2 separate regions of the Homo sapiens genome follow, and region 2 is linked to region 1. The links are chromatin contacts, found by Hi-C or POLR2A ChIA-PET in ENCODE. All regions are on one chromosome and are shown on one strand. Each heading gives the region's core, a stretch centred on a gene start or an enhancer-like site at or near the end of the contact. The rest is flanking DNA. Distances are from core to core; before and after follow the strand shown.

The links. Hi-C counts contacts between places; a loop is a spot of excess contacts on that map. ChIA-PET counts read pairs that join two places held with the same protein, here RNA polymerase II (POLR2A).
Region 2: a map of gastrocnemius medialis shows a loop between it and region 1 (2.2-fold over the local background). The contact joins the promoter of LINC02610 here to the promoter of KLHL30 in region 1. A Hi-C loop is called at or near these places in 2 of 168 maps with a recorded cell type or tissue (PC-9 and gastrocnemius medialis). POLR2A ChIA-PET finds 5 or more read pairs at or near these places in 1 of 52 experiments (K562).

Annotation. Positions count from the first base shown.
Region 1 is chr2:238,136,519-238,140,372 of GRCh38, reverse strand. KLHL30 (kelch like family member 30) reads right to left here and starts at 1,705. Exons shown (of 8, transcript NM_198582.4): 1 at 1,615-1,705.
Region 2 is chr2:238,229,680-238,233,533 of GRCh38, reverse strand. LINC02610 (long intergenic non-protein coding RNA 2610) reads left to right here and starts at 1,857. Exons shown (of 3, transcript NR_026926.1): 1 at 1,857-2,200. It also overlaps the pseudogene TARDBPP3.

The DNA of each region.
Region 1 (3,854 bases), core at 456-2,955:
GCTACACTGAGCCCACCCCCCAGGGACCCCGGAGACACCCAAACTCCCGGGAGGCGTCCTCCGTCCCAGATCCCACATTGCTGGGGAGGCCATTTGGGGGCTGCAGCAGCTCCTGCTCCCGCGGTGCTCCCAGGTGCCAGGCCACGTGCCAAGCATGCAGAGAAGCTGTGCATTCACCACTCAGCCCCACAACAGTCCTGGAGGGTGGGTGCAATCATTGCCTCTTTTACAGCTGGGGAGACTGAGGCACAGAAGGTTTCAGTCACTTGCCCAAGATCACACATTTAGGAAGTGGTGGAGCTGGAATTTGAACTCAGAGCTAGGCTTGGGGGCCCAGGCTCTGAACCCTGCATTCCACGTGGCCGGGTGGAGGCTGCTAAACAGAAACGGCCAGCCAAAGGCAGCGTTCTGGAGGGTTTCGCGTCACCACGCCCGCATGGTTGAAGTCAGCAAGGCCGCTTTCAGGCTCATGTAATTATGTGCATGTGGTTTATGTCCTTCTGGTATCGCACCCTAAGACAACCATCCCTAGGAGAGATCAAGTCTGTGCACAAGCCTTCGACCCGGGTCACCCCAGGGCGAAAGGCTGCGCAGCGGAGAGGCCGTTCGCCCGCTAGGGGGCGCCTCGCGGGGCCATCCCGGGCAGGAGAGGCGGCCGCGCGTCCACAGGTACAAAATGCGTGGGAACGCCACGCATGGAAATGACAAAGCTCAGCTGGAGAACCAGGAGGCCAAGAATCTGGCCCGGGCAGCCACGGTGCAGGTACAGGTGCAGGCGATGGGAGCTAGGGCTCCCCGACTTCCCGACCCCGGTGCCACCTCTTGACCCCAGAGCGGGGAAGCACCTGGGAGCCCACAGGGCCTCGCGGACCAACCCGGGCTCGCGCACAGGGCAGCTCACGTGGCCGGGGCCCCACACCCCAGCATCCCGGCCGGTACACGAAGTACCCACCCAACACTGCATGCATGGGGTTCCTGCCTGGCCCCTCCCCAGGAGGCGCTGGCCCCGGTGAAGGCGGCTCTGCCCTCCCTGGGCAGCCGGGAGATGAGCTGGGGCCTGAGTAGGTGACAGGGCTGTCCCTGGGCCACCGCCTGCAGGCCTCACATTCCCGTCATTGTTGTGCTCCCTTGGGCCAGCTGCTGCCGGGCGATGGGCAGGCACGCATGAGCGCCCCCACTTCCCCTGGGGGCCTCGGGGTGCCTGCTGACACCTGTCACCCTGCAGTCCCTGCATGGGTCGGGGCTTCCTGAGGGTCTCAGAGCCTCACCCCAGTGCCTGCCCAGGCCCGGAGTGAGGAAGCCGAGTGGGCAGGACAACAAAAGGCCTGAGCCCAGCCAGGCTGGCGACTGTGGCTGAGTGGCCCTGGCTGCCATCTGAGGGGTGGCCCAGCCTCCCCCTCCCACCTCTCCGGCTGGGACATGGAGGGAAACCTGTCTCCTGAGCCCCCACCCTGAGGAGCCTGGCTTGGCCGCTGGCAAGGGCCAGGGGGCGTCTCCAAAGCACCCTGCTGTGATCCCTGGCCTCGGGGGCCTAACCCACCCTCCCCGCTGCTCCTGGCTGGGTTCCCCCTGCCCTCTCTGCTGTCCCCTGCCCCAGAGCCCCCTGGATCCTACCTCTCACTCAGCCTGGACCTCGAAGCTGAGAACACAGACCCGAGAGAGCAGGACTGCCTAGCCGGCAGCCAGGGGACACGGAGGCCTGCAGGGCGGGGCAGGGCTGGTCTGGTGGCCACGTGGGGAGGGTATTTTTAGCCTCTGTCTGCAGGGCGAGGGGAGGGTCAGGCAGTGAGGGCTGGGCTGGTGGGGGAAGGAGTGAGATGCCGGCTCCTTGGTGACTGTTAGCTCAGAAAGCCCACTGAGGCCTTCCAGGGACTTGTGGCCTAGGACAGACATCAGGAAGGGCTCCAGGGCAAGGACAGGTGAAAGCTGTCGCGGTTGGGCTGGCTGGTGGGGGCAGGGATGCAGCTTCCCCACCTGTTTCCTCGTCTACAAGTTGAGTACAGTGGAGCCCGTGGTGGGGGCCTGGGGTCACAGAGACCCTCAGCCCAGGGCCAGGACACCGACAGGTGCTGCCCTCGCTGTTGATGTCAGCGGCACCTATGTGTCCTCTTGTTCTGTTGTCACGTGGGAAAACGTGATTATCATGAATAAGCACAGGTTGGTCAGCAGAGGCTTTCCGAGCTTGGGGTCCATGGTGGCGGTAGGGAAACTTTGCCCAGAGAGGGGAGGTGCCACACTCAGTTGCCCCGCCCAGCTAGCGTGGATAGGGGAGATCTTGGGGCTCCTTGCCCTGCTACCCCATGGCCTTGGCCTCGGGGCTGCCCAGGACGGCTAAGAAACAGGGTCACCTAAAAATACAGCAGTGGACTATCAGCCTCCCGTCCAGCACTTGGTTCACGGTAGTCGCAGGGGGAAGCTCTCACGCCTGGGACTGAAATGGGCTCAGAACCACAGGCCCTGACCAAGGTCAGGTGGGTTGAGTTGGGGACCCAAGAGGCCACTGGACATTTCTCACACCAGTGACCAGAGCAGAGCTTTGTGGCTGAGGGACTTCAGGTGCATGGGAGAGAAGCCCTCAGCCCTCAGCCCTCTACCCATCGGCCATGTGGGCCTGAGCAGTATGACCATTTCCAGGTGTGCTGCGACCTGGAGGAACTGGGGAGTATTGGGTCTGGCTGTGGCCTCTTGATGCTACTAGGGATTGTCCTAATGCTCTTACAGACCAGAGAGGTCCAGGCGGCCCCCAGGGAGACAGAACCCCACTCCTGGTCCTGAGATGCACACAGCCTATGGAGGGGAAGCTCACCTACAAATTACTGCCAAGTCTGCAAGGTGCCCTTAGGGTTACCTTCCATAGAGATTCCCTGAGTCCATGCTTCCTCTACAGCCCAGCCTGGCCCAGCCATAGCCCAGCCATAGCTCAGCCCAGCTCAGCTATTGCCCAACCATAGCCCAGCCATAGCCCAGCCCAGCTCAGCTATTGCCCAACCATAGCCCAGCCATAGCCCAGTCCAGCTCAGCTATTGCCCAACCATAGCCCAGCCATAGCCCAGTCCAGCTCAGCTATTGCCCAGCCATAGCCCAGCCATAGCCCAGCCCAGCTCAGCCATAGTCCAGCCGTAGCCCAGCCGTAGCCCAGCCCAGCCTGGCCCCTGCTCCTGCTCTTTCCCCTGCTCGTGTCCCACACTGTCCCAGGGTTTTTCCCCAGCCTTGGGCATCAGCCTCATGTTGTGTGGGGGACCCTCATGGAGGACCCCAACTCTCGCTGTGTCCAGGACCACTATGGGGTGGGCGCTAGAGTGTTGGGTTTCCGTACTGTCCCCCTTGTTTGCAGTCCTGGCTCGGGCTGGAGGAAATGAGGACAGGGGATTCTGATGACAGGCTGCTGTCACGGGGAGCTGGCTCTGCTCGGGGAACAGCACTGCTTGCCAAGTGTGGAGGCCTCACAGCAGCCGTCGTGGGGCTCGGAGCCCCAGCACCTCAGATGACAGGTCAGTCTGGGAAACTCAACACCGGGGGCGCAAAACAGATCCTCCATCAAGAGATTGCTACTGAGTGGCGCAGTTTTTAAAAATACACCACTTGTTTCTTTTTATGAGGATAAAAATAACACAAGTTCCTTTTGGAAAACAGAAAAATAAAAAGCAGAAAGTGTCATTAGTAAAAGATCATTTGCCATTAGTATGCTTCCAGCTCTTTCCTGTTGTCAAAATGAGCCTGCCTGCGTGTGTGGGTCAGCGCCCTTTCCTCACACCTTGTTATATTGTGGGCGTTTCTGATGGGATCAGCACTTGAAGATTTTGAATTTCTGCCGGGCATGGTGGCTCATGCCTGTAATCCCAGCACTTTGGGAG
Region 2 (3,854 bases), core at 608-3,107, 93 kb before region 1:
TGCTTCTTCCATAAACATTTGAAATGAGATGAACTGCAGAGATTAAATGAAGGCTTCATATTGTACTTTTGTGTTTGAGGGGAGACAAGTGTTAAAAAACAAAACAAAAGAACCAAACTGTGACACCATGATCTTCTAAAAGGAGATTTTCTTAAGGAAAAAAATCCATATGGTGGGGTTCAAATTAAAACAAGGAATAAAGAATGTAGTTCTAATTCATGGCTTCCATTTTGAACATGCAAAGAACTCACTTGACAAGTCCAGGGATAAAATATTACAGGAGAAACCTTCTGATATCAATTGTAGTGTGTTGGTTTACCAATCAGGCAAACAGCAGTTCACTTTCAACCACTCAATATTTCAACCTTTCATGTAACAAAACTTATAAAATTCCTTTAGCTGTTCCTTTTTCTAAAGAAAAATGTCAAAAATACTACTGAATATACTCCACACTGAAGAAACCAATTTTGAAAATTCTTAGTACATATGTATTTTACAATATACTTACCATGAGTTTAGAAAAATTTGAATTCCAACCATTCTATACCAACCAACCACAACCCCACTGTCTACGTTCCCAGCCAGAAGACTTAGAATCCATGCTTGAGCCAAAGCCGCCATTAAAACCACTGCCCGACCCTGCATTGGATGCTGATCCCCAACCAATTGTTGCACCAAAATTAGAACCACTACAAGAGTTATTTCCAGAACCGAAGGCCTGGTTTGGCTCCCTCTGCATGTTGCCTTGGCTTTGGTTATCATCCGATGGGCCTGGCTGCTTCGCTGGCTGGCTAACACACCCATCGTACACCAACTGCTCTGCAGCACTGCCTGGGGGGCAGCCATCATGGCTGGATTAATGCTGAACGCACCAAAGTTTATCCCACCACCCATATTACTACCTTGATTGTTTCCCAAACCAGCTCCACCCCCTCTACTCTTACCAAATCCACCCTGATTCCCAAAGCCACCTGGATTACCACCAAATCTTCCACTTCTTGCTGTCTATTGCTATTGCGCTTGGGTTCGGCATTGGATATGTGAACGCTGATTCCTTTCATCGAGTCCTCTCCACAAAGAGACCGCGCAATCTGATCATCTGCAAATGGAACAAAGGCAAAGGCCCTGAACGGCTTGGGGACGAAGACATCCATCACATCCCCATACTGAGAGAAGAACTCCCACAGCTCATCCTCAGTCATGTCCTCCGTACGGCGCCCCACAAACACTTTTCTGCTTCTCAAAGGCTCATCTTGGCTTTGCCGCACCATAAGAACGTCTCCAAAGGTACTACAGTACTCTTTCAGGTCCTGTTCAGTTGTTTTCCATGGGAGACCCAACACTATTAAATCGGACTGGTCTTTTCACTTTCACTGCTGATGAAGCTTCTGTCTCACCCATTTTTCTTTTGTTATCTTTCGGATAGTTGACAACATACACCGGATTTCTCCAGCCAGCATCGGGGGCATGCAGAATTCCTTCTACCAGCCGGACACCTCTCATACATTGAGACACCGGATTCCTGCAGCGAAGCCCACACGCCCCTGGAAACTGGGCTGTAACCGTGGACAGCAGCACCGTCCCATCGTCTTCCGATGGTATTTCAATGGGCTCATCGTTCTCATCTTCGGTTACCCGAATATATTCAGACATCTTTTACTTTTCCACTAGGCCGCTGCTGGGAAGCCCGACAGGGACACCGAGGCAGCGACGGACCCAAGCGCCAGTGTTTTTTTGTTTGTTTGTTTTTTGTTTTTTTAAAGAGGCCACCACAAGTTGAGGCGGGACTACAACTCCCAGAGGCCGCCGCGGCCCGGAGGCCACGCCCCTTGGCGGCGAGCTCTGAGCCCTTTGCCGCATTTGACACTCGACATCCTCGTGCTTCTTAAAGCACTTGCCCAACGGTGAGCAACGGCCTCCAACGGTGCCCGAGGGACTCGCGCTGCCCGTTAAGCAGCTTTGCGGTGGCGGAGGCTGGGCTGCCGTCTCTCCGACATCCCGGGACGGAGGAAGAGATGAAGGCTCTGCAGCCCCCGCCGCCCGATTTACGCTTGAGAAAGCGAAGGCGAGAGAGGTCGTCCAGCCCCTGGGGGCCCAGCCCTAGAGAGCGGGGCGCGGGCTGCGGGGCCCGGCGGCCTGGACGGCGGAGCGTTGAAAGCTCCCCCAGGGATAGGAAGTGCAGCCGAAATCAACGATTGAGGTCAGTGAAGGAGCGGACGCTTGAGGCCTTGGAGGGGAAGCAGGTTTCTCCAGGAGGGAACCCGGGCCTCCGCTTTGCTCAGCGCTCCCCTCGCGAATGTGTTGAGCACCTGTTATGTGCTGGGGGTACAGAGGTGAGACTCACAAGGCCCCTGCATTGTCTTTAAGATCAGCAAGACCCCGCAGAGAACCCAAATCCAACGCGCACTGCCCAGAGGCAGACACTGGCATTCCTTGATAGACGGTAGCCAGGGAAGCCCAGGTCTTACTAGATTATTATCAGTACTTGGATTTGAATGTATCTGAGAGGAGGAGGGTTAAGGTTTAAGCTGTGGCTCAGAAGCCCCTCAGCTCTTCGTGGAATCTCCCAGGCTTTTCACTCTTGCATCCTCATGGAAAAATACTGCCCTCCCTGGGAAACCATGCTTTCTGTGCACACCTGCTCTGTTCCCATGTCGCTGTACTACCTATTGACCTGTCAATGGATGATGACACTTGGGGTACTATCCTCTCTCCTCCAGATCTTGCCCCACCTTAACCTTGAAAGAATATTAAATGCGCCCTTAGACGTCAGGAACCATCCCTCAAACCTTGCCATTCCTCTCTGTTGAACCTGCTCCAAATCTTAAGTGCCAACCTCCATCTTATCCACTTTATCCTGGGGAACTTGTCCTCACACCCCGTTGAGGTTTCTTACTTATTGTCCTACTGTTTTCTTCACACTCCAGTTTCTTAAAAACAGTCTTCATTCTCATTTTCTTCATTTCCTCATCACCTGTTTGTCCCTAACAAAATTTCAGTATGGCTACATTTCCTGCCATTCTACTATAGAAAACTTCTGCCAGAGTCTCCAATGAACTCCTGATTGCCGAGTAGACTCTTCAGTTTTCTCACCCGAACTTTGCGGCATTTGATACTCAACATCCTCATGCTTCTTAAAACATTGTTCTTGCCAGAGCACGGTGGCTCACACCTGTAATCCCGGCACTTTGGGAGGCTGAGTTAGGCAGATCGCTTGAGCCCAGGAGTTCAAGACCAGCCTGGGCAACATAGCAAGACTCCATCTCTACCAAAAATGCAAAAAATTAGCCAGACATGGTGGCCCGCACCTGTAGTCCCAGCCACTCGAGAGGCTGAGGTGGGAGTATCACTGGAGCCCGGGAAGTCAAGGCTGCGGTGAATTGAGATCACGCCAGTGTGCTCTGGCCTGGACAATGGGAGTGAGACCTTATCTCAAAAAATTGTTCTCTGTCTAGTCTTCTTGCTCTTCTTGTTCCACCATTCCTTCTCAGGTTCTGGCAGTGGCTCTTCACAACTGGATATTAAATGTTGTCTTTTTTTTTTTTTTTTTTGAGACAGGTTCTCACTCTGTCTCAGGCTGGAGGCTGGAGTGCAGTGGTACGATCATGGCTCACTGCAACCTCGACCTCCCAGACTCAAGTGATCCTCCCACCTCAGCCTCCTAAGTAGCTGGGACTATAGGCGCACATCACCATGCCTGGCTGATTTTTGTATTTTTTTTGTAGAGAGAGATGTTTGTAGTGTTGCCCAGGCTGGTCCAGCAATCCACCTGCCTCACTCCCAAAGTGCTGGGGTTATAAGCATGAGCCACCGTGCCCGGCGAATATTGTCTTCTTAAATATTGTGCCCCACAT